Linked DNA regions of Homo sapiens: region 1 is linked to region 2. Evidence: chromatin loops called from intact Hi-C (ENCODE). Cell type or tissue: dorsolateral prefrontal cortex. All regions are shown on one strand. Each heading gives the region's core, and the rest is flanking DNA. Links, peaks and the distances in the headings are about the cores only. Region 1 has its middle 11 kb from the start of ID2. Region 2 has its middle 280 kb from the start of GRASLND.

Region 1 (4,396 bases), core at 291-4,290, 1.5 Mb before region 2:
AAAAAAGTGTGCATTTATTTAACAAAAACAGACCATTTCATGGGTAATTAATGAAATGAAAGGTGGAATAATGTATAAGAGAGTGCTATTGCAAGATATTTTAAAACTGAAAATGTGTATTTTGCAAAGGGAAAAAGTTCTGAGAAAGAGAAAATTGAATTATTTTTGAGTCCCTAGGATGACAACAGAAATGTGTGGTCAGGCCGGGCGCAGGGGGTCACGCCTGGAATCCCAGCACTTTGGGAGGCGGAGGCGGGTAGATCACCTGAGGTCAGGAGTTCAAGACCAGCCTGGCCAACGTGGCGAAACCATGTTAGCCGGGTGTGGTGCCGCGTGCCTATAATCCCAGCTACTCGGGAGGCTGAGACAGGAGAATTGCTTGAACCCAGGAGTCAGAGGTTGCAGTGAGCCGAGATAGTGCCATTGCACTCTAGCCTGGGTGACACAGAAAGACTCTGTCTCAAAAAAAAAAAAAAAAAAAGAAAGAAAGAAATGTGTGGTCAATGAGACATTCAACTTTGGGGTACATTGCAACGTGGTCATGATGACAGTTCTAAAATCCTAAGAGAAATAATCCAAATCAAGTATGGAAACAAATTAGCCTAATACGCTGAGTTTGTGCAAACAATACTTACCTTCAGTTTAGGAATGTGGTCTGCTTTGCAACAGCTTCTAAGAGTTGTGAAGTATGGCTTTTTTCTTCCTTTCCTCCCAGAAACTGCCCATATGATTGCTTAGTGAGTCAGTCCTCTGGGGAATGTCTTCATTTTACTCAGCCCTTTTGATATAGCGCTCCATAAAAAAGCAGCAGGGACAACCCGTCCCTCTATAACAAACGGGGTAAGCACTGGCGGAGGTACCTCTGATGCACACCATTCTATTCGTTTCCTTAGTTATAATATTTAGGTTGGTGCAAAATTATTTGCGGCGTTTGCCATTAAAAGTGATGGCAAAAACCACAAATAATTTTGCACCAACTTAATAATTACTACGAATAATTTCCGTTGCTGCAAAGCGATTGTGATAAAACAGGTTGTGATTAAAATTTTATAATGTGAAGTTTGGGTGCCGTGATTTTGACAACTTTATCTTGACACAGTATTATTAAATCAATAATAATAACAACAAATGTGTAACCTATAAACGAGAAACATTAAAAGAAATGTGGCTGCTAAATAGTTTGGTTCCATCACTCTCCTGCGCAAAGCTCTCCAAGGTCCCAGTTTACACAAAGTAAAGGCCAAAGCTCTTAGCGCGGCCTGTGAGGCTGGGTGTGATGGGCCTCCCCCATCCTGTCCGTTCTCCTCTCCTCGCACTGGGCCCCTGGCTGCCTTGCTCCGGCCCACTGTCCCCCACCATGCCCCACCGCTCCCCCACCACCCACCGCTCTCCCCCAGCCCTCTCCCCCACCAGCCCCCATCCCCCCACCTCCCCCCAACAGCTCTCCCCCACCCCCGTACCATCCCCCACCGTCCCACCACCCCCCAGCCCCCTCCCCTGCCCCCCATCAGCCCCCACCACTTCCCACCAGCCCTCCCCCACTCCCCGCCAGCCCCCACTGCCCCCACCGCCCCCCATCAGCCCCCCACCAGCTCCCAGCCCCCTCCACCCCCTCCCCGTCACCACTCCCACCGCCCCTCACTGCCTTCAGGTGGGACTTCCCTGGATGGCTGCTGCCGCCGGGCCTTTGCACGGGCCGCACCCACTGCCCGATTCCCCTTCCCGCAGATTCTGCGTGTTCGGCTGCTCCTGTTGTCCACGGTGCTCTCATGGAGCCTGGGGTACCAGTCAGGGCCCCGTCAGGAGACAGAAACCCCCCGAGCTCTCAGAGAGAGAGTAAGCTTGCTAACTAGCTAGAATGTGTTAACTGGGGAGCTGAACAGACAGCACTCCAAGCTGTCACCGAGGCAGTGCCGCAGGCAGCATGCCCCCCAGGATGAGGGAGCAGAGGGGAAAGGCGGGAGTGACTGAAGCTCAGAAGCTGGAGGAGGGTCCCTGTGCCTGGGACGTAGAGCCTCTATGCAGGGGCCGCAGGCTCAGGGACGGGGGCCATCAGGCTGGTCCTCTGAGTGTGGGGAAAAGCGCGGTCTGGATTCAGGCGCAGCCACAGGGAGGCCAGGGTGAAGAAGTGCTGGGCGGGGCTGCTGGGACCCCCAGGTGGACGGGAAGTCCCCGGGAAGCACACGGGCTGCGGCCGCTCCCATCCTCCCGCCGCCCCGCTGCGGCTGCTCTCTCACGCCCCCAACTGGCCATGCTAACCCGGAGTCGGCTGAGCTCTGCAGGGTCCCGGCGACCGGAGGTTGAGGACAGAAGACAACACCTTCATACTTCATAACTGGTCACCTAGGTTCTGTCTCCTCTTTTTCCCTGCTTTATTTGTCTTCGAATGCATATGAGACACACTCATGGTCTGTCTCCCATTGCTGGAATGCAAGTTCCACAGGGGCAGGGATCCCGGCTGTTTCATCCCAGTGTCGGCAGCACCTAGAGCCACGCCTGGCGTAGTCCCATGCATGTTTGCCGAATAAATTAATACATCAGTGTAACTCCATCGACACGTCAGAGACTTTCAGTGGCAAGAGGTGTCCCCGTTTTTGCAGGAGCAGCTCGCTAGGGTGGATGTTTTGTTCCTGTAGACAATAGATGATACAACAAAAATAATTAGCAGGAAGAGTCCTGCTTTTTACCCCTTGGCCTGTGTGAGCTGGCATTGCCCTGCAGCAAACGCGGTTTGCAGGGAGAGCACTCAAGGGCGTCTACTTGTTTGGGGATGATTCTCTAAAAGTCATTGTCAGGTACAAAGCCAGGACTTGACAAACTTGTCCAAAAATTTCCTTCCCAGTCAAGATATTTTTAGATTGAATCAACTTAACTGGTTTGGATTAAATTTAAACTTGAAATTTTCACTCTTTAAAATATTTTACTTCAGGCAATTAAAGTTTCAGTTGACATTTTTTAGAAGTCTTTTTTTTTTCCTCCCCTGGGAGGCTTTGGCGAACTCTGGTAAAATTACAACATTAAGAATGGCCTTGTCCTTTTCTCTGCCTAACTTGCTTCCATAGGATTTTTGAAACATCAAATATTGAAGAATTGTGTGCTTAAGAACTTTCTCTCAGAACTGATGAAACTTATTTAGAGCTTATTTAGAAGATTATGTTTGTAAAATAAAACTTACAGCGTTGTCCCTAGGTGGAGAATTAACTTAAAACTAAGACCACATTCCAAGAAGTGGCATAATCATATACGTGGAAGTACACACGCCATTCTACTTATAATGGCAGCAGGCAGAAGAGGAAGGGAAGCCAGGACGTTCCTAGGCTTCGGCCACTTTTCTTTGCTGCCAAATGCTAAGATCCATGCTAGGCGCCCCTGTCATAGCCATGCAGCGTCTCAGTAGGAGTGAAAGTAGTTCAGAGCCAGAAGGGCGGAGAGTTCAATTGCTGTCTCAGTCAAGGTCAATCTTGAGGAAGTGAATGAGGGTGCCAAGCAGTGTGTCAGGAGGCCAGGGCCTTTTCAGAGAGTTGGGCAGTGGGGGCATCTCTGTGCTCCAGTAGATAGAGGACTGGGTTATTTTTCTAACTTACTTATCACAAACATTCCCAAACATATGCAAAAGGAGTGAACGGAGGACACCTATGTGCCTGTCACTCAGTGGTGACAGCGGCAGCATTTCACTATATCTGGCTCATCCAGCCCTACTCCCTTTTTCTTTTTCTGGAGGATTTTAAAGCAAATATTATATATTATGTCATTTATCCTTACAAACTTCAGTATGCATCTCAAAAATACCAATTTCACACCTAAGGAAACAAAATCTTCACTATTATATAATACCCACCCCTCACTCAAATTTCCCCAGCAATCTAAAAAAAAAAAAAAAAAAAAAAAAAAAGTCCCTTTAGAGTTTCAGGATCCAGACAAAGCCCATCCGTTGCATGTGGTGGTGGTATTTTAAGTGTTTTCGGTGCTTGGCCTCTGCTTCTTCGTCATCGGCTTGTTGGAAAGGTTGGGCCAGTTGTCCAAGGATGCCCTGTTCCGGGTTTGTCTGAACACTTCCTGCGATCCCATTTCACTTGCTCTCTCCTGTTTCCCATTGACAAGAAGTTAGGTCTCAGGGATTGATGTTACCCCAGATTGAATTTTTACTCTTCTTTTCCCTAAGAATACTTCACAGGAAGTGTCGCTGGCGTCGATCATGTCCCATCGGGAGGCACCTCATGGCCAGTTGATTGGTTTTCTAGAGATTGATCAGTCGGTTCAGGTGATCATTTCTTTATTAACAGCCTGATTATTCTATTACAAAATTTCTCATCAACCTTACAATGTATGAGTTTACTAAACTTTGAAGATCATGGTCTAAATCAATTACTACTTTAGTTACCACATTACAGTGACT
Region 2 (4,396 bases), core at 126-4,125:
AGAGAGCATGCCTGAAGGACAGGCATGTTCTGAAAGATAAGAGAGCACCAGCCGGTCAGAACGGAAGATGTTCTGTGGCTGGGGCACAGATTGCAGGGGCGATGGCAGGATGGGGTTGGCCATATGAGTAGGGCCTGGTCTGCTGTGGGAAGGAGCTTGGAATCTGAAGAGGCATGGACAGTTGGTGAACACTGTCAATACGACTTATATAGTGAATACAAGGAAACATAAGAAGGAGTCCTCCTGTCCTCATCTGTAAAATGGAGCTGATATTGGTGGCACCCCATCAGGCTGCCATGGTGACTCAGGGAGGTGGTGAGATAGTTGCACAGAGCAGCTGGGATGTCCCCACATGTGGTGATGCCTCATCCACGGGAGTTCAGTGGAGGCACACTGTGAGCTGGATCCTGTTTTATTTACTCCTCCCAACTGTGTGCAGAAGTTCTTTTATAATAGCTCCACTTCGCAAATGAAAAAAAAATGATGATCAAACAGCTAAGGACAGTTGACTTTGTCAGCATTACACGTGTATACATCTGTCTACAATTAAAGTATTAGCTCCATAAGAAAAAAAAGGGCCACGTTTTCCCTGTCAGCCTCTTCCCTAACACCCACACCCCCACAGTGATTAGGACCTAGAAATCACATCATTTCTTTCATCAACCAAAATATAATGAATAAAAATAAAATAGCAGGGACAATGAACATACTAATGATTTTTTATTGTTTCAGGCTTGGTGCTTGGCACAAGAAATACAAAATGTAATGTTTGTGCTGGGCTCGGTGGCTCACACCTGTAATATCAGCACTTTGGGAGGCTGAGGCAGGTGGATCACTTGAGCTCAGGAGTTCAAGACCAGCCTGGGCAACTTCGTGAAACTCCGCCTCTACTAAAAATAAAAAATAAAAAAACTTAGCCAGGCACGTTGGCACACATCTGTGGTCACAGCTACCCAGAAGGGTGAGGTGGGAGGATCACTTGAACCCAGGCGGTGGAGGTCGCAGTGAGTCCAGATCATGTCACTGCACTCCAGCCTGGGTGAGAGAGTGAGACCCTGTCTCAAAAATAAATAAATAAATAAATAAAAACAATGTTAAGGACATCAAAATCTAGTAATTAAAAGTGATTTATAATTGTAATCCCTGCTCTGGGGTTGAGGGTTACATATTTTTTAGCCTTTCCTCAATTTTATATCTGTCTGTCACAAATTAATGACTAATATCACACCCAGCACAAAGTAAGCCTAAATTTTGGTTTCCATTTTTTCCTTTTGCATTTGAGAAGATATTGAAACAAAAACAATAACTAACCATAATAGTTTCATTTCATCTTATAAATCACTTGCAAATGTTTTCTTTGCAGAAACACTACTTGTTTATATACTGAAACATACTAGAGATGGTCTTATTCAATCTATTCAGCTACTGAGTAGAATTTCAGGGCAGCAAAATGCACTGATTCTATTGGGTGTAAGGATAAATAAAAACCTTTTTTTTTCTGTCCTTCTCTGTCTTTCTAAGGCAACAAATAAATCTGTTTCAGAGCTGATTTTATCCTAAGTTCTTTCTAGCGCCCTTCCCTTTGCAGAAATGTTGTATTAGTCAATGGAACCTGACATTTATATTCATCACTATTCTTTTATGAACAACTCCATGTGTTTTGCTTGCATTTCTCTAAGTTTCTACCCTTAGCTGAGCGGGTCCATATATCAAGAGTAATGTCAACCAGCACGACATCCAACAATCACACTCTGACTCCAAGACTTTTGTAAACAGTCCGTTTTTAAATAAAACCTAAGTTTTAAGGTGAAAGGTTTACTTATAATTTACATGCTATTATCTTAAAAATATAGCTTCAACTTTTAGCAAAAATTAATTGCTTTGTAAATCCTGATTTTCAGAAGCTGTGACATCTCTTCTAGTGTGATGACTGGCCTCTTCCATGATAGAATGGAGAATTTTGTAAGAAGTATGTTTGATTCTCAAGTGGGAAACCTTTGAGTACACGCAGGTCATATCACAGAACAAAGAAACAAATTTAGGCAATTCCAAATTTAGGCGGTGACACTTTCCTACATAGAACTCTTTGTTTAAATATTATTTATGCATCAAGGATTAGCTCATTTCAAGATAAAGTCACTGTTTTCCTCTCCCTTTGGGACTAATAAAATAAAACCTTATTAAATAAAAAGTAATTGACAAATAATTCCTGAGAGCATCAGAGCCACCAACTTGTTTTCCAAAACAGAAAAAACAGTGCTTACATTATTTTATTCTTGTGATGCTATCTTAACTTTGGGGGGGGGAAGGTTAAATTATTCTGAAAGCTATGAACCATCTACATATTTATTCTTTTTAAAGGTTCTGTGGTGTGTTAGCATCTGTATTGCCAGAAAACAAAATTTTCTTCAAAGTTATTCTTGGGCAGGCCTGGGACTCAACCCATATGTCTCACAGTTAGTTGCAGCACAAGGCTTTAATTTATGAGGCTTGTTCCAAACTCGTCTGCAGTGTTACTTGGTTCGGTGAATGTGTTGCGCCACCTATTGGTGGGCCCTCAGAAGTTCACTTTTCATTATTAGACGATAACATGTTTTAAGCATTTCATAAAAATCATGTTTTTTGAGGGTCTTCAAGATTTCAGAGTATCAGGGTGAAGATGAACAAAATATTACTTTCATTAAATTATTTTCTCTACAGTAACTGAAAAGGCATTATTTTTCCACGTAAGTCCTTAGACCGGATGAATTAGTAGAGAGAGACAAAGAAGTATTTTTTCATCCGCCCTAGACTTCTCTTAAAATACCTTTGCTGGCTTTTCTTCTGAGCCGTCTCTTAGGGAGATCAAATACACGTCTGTGCATCGGCTCGTAAAGAAGGAGAAGAACACCATGATGGCCTAAGAAAAAAATAATCACATAAAAGAGTGAGAATCAGGCTCGACTATTTTCTTTCACCATTTGTGGAGATACATACAATTTGAAGACTCAAAATCCCTTGTGGATAGAAGCCGAGGGAGAATTTCACAGTACATAATTTTCAAACAACAAATATCTTTCAGAAAACACCTATACCTTATTATAGCCTTCCTAAAACCACCCTGGCCTTGCTCTCTTACAGACTGCTTTTTCCTCCCCGAAATACTAAATAACTGAAAGCATCAAACTGCAGAAAAGGTTGAAGTTTTGTGCTTTTCATGAAGATTAGGGGAAAATCAACGCAAGCAAAAATGCTATTTCCAGTGATGTTGAGTACCTTGATTCATATCTTCCTTTGTGTCTTTAGAAGAAAAATATCACAGGTGTATACATATGTCCCAACTCATCAAATGTATATATTAAATATGTGCAATTTGTTGTTTTTCAATTATACATCAATAAAGCTTTTAAAAAAATCTGGAATTGGATAAGACAGAGAAAGTACTTTTAGCATTTTCTGTTAATACATCTCCCCAAATAATCACCATTTTCTTCCTTTTTTAATCCTTAGTATAACAAAGGGCAGTTGGGCAGCTATTGATGGGGAAACTCAGCAGTCAACTGGCTTGTAAATTAGAATCTGTGGTTGTAAAAACGGATTTGTATATCACGGGGAGTGGGGAGTGTGTCTGCCTTGTAAATTTAATTAAACAGCAGGTGCAAAAATCAGGTCGTATGGCTTTGATGTGCCCCGTGCGAGGATGACAACTAGACAATGATTCTAATATGAAGAAATTTGCATACATTTGCATTGGATAGCAGAGAGCACTGAGCTCTCACCACTTTCATATTTTATTTCTAGGAAGTTGAATAAGATTTGAACGAGCACTTTCTATTTAGGCATTGCAGAAAAATACAAGCAAGGTTTTAGCAGGAACACAGAAGACCATGTGGACTGAAGCTAAGCTTTCCTGACACACACTTCGAAACACAACCACCCTTGCTGAAAAATACAGAATGCCTAGAAATGGAAAAAAAAAATAGAGAGCAAGGAAGGAAGAAAAAAATGTATTGTATTTCTGGGTTTTAAATCTTTCACAGAGAGTGTAACGTTGATTAAGATCTTCCTTCCTGGGGCTCTATCCTGGGGTGTCACACCATTCTCTGTTTCCACAGTCAGCACTATACATTCAGAAATGATAAAGATTGGAAAAAAGACTTTTCCCATACAGCAAATTGCATTTGATATAAATAGTTTTTTTTTAAATAATGTATTTTCCTGACTTATGGGATAGGCCATATTTTTGATAACAGCAAACTGGAGTTTAGTATAAACATCATTCTTCTGCTCCTTGCGATTTCTTGCTCAGGTATTAGAACACAGTAAATAAACAGTCACTACGAGAACCCAGCATTATTTTTAAGGTGCTGTAGGCACCGTACCTAGCACAGAGGTGCTGTAAAATAGCACTAAAGAA

The links. Hi-C counts contacts between places; a loop is a spot of excess contacts. Peaks named below come from ENCODE experiments on the same cell type or tissue, not always from the same donor. Only the 100,000 strongest peaks of a DNase experiment are listed, where the experiment ranks them.
Region 1: a loop joins it to region 2, with 4 times the contacts of the local background. A loop is called at or near these places in 59 of 110 quality-filtered maps.

What each region holds. Positions count from the first base shown.
Region 1 is chr2:8,691,283-8,695,678 of GRCh38, reverse strand. No RefSeq gene overlaps it. Among named protein-coding and RNA genes, the nearest start is that of ID2, 11 kb to the right of the region's middle. In dorsolateral prefrontal cortex, for the core only: CTCF peaks have their summits at 2,039 and 2,241 (motif pointing left); a DNase peak (open chromatin) is centred at 2,231; H3K4me3 peaks cover 912 bases.
Region 2 is chr2:7,201,291-7,205,686 of GRCh38, reverse strand. No RefSeq gene overlaps it. Among named protein-coding and RNA genes, the nearest start is that of GRASLND, 280 kb to the right of the region's middle. In dorsolateral prefrontal cortex, for the core only: CTCF peaks have their summits at 2,340 and 2,539 (motif pointing left); a DNase peak (open chromatin) is centred at 2,526; H3K27ac peaks cover 1,388 bases.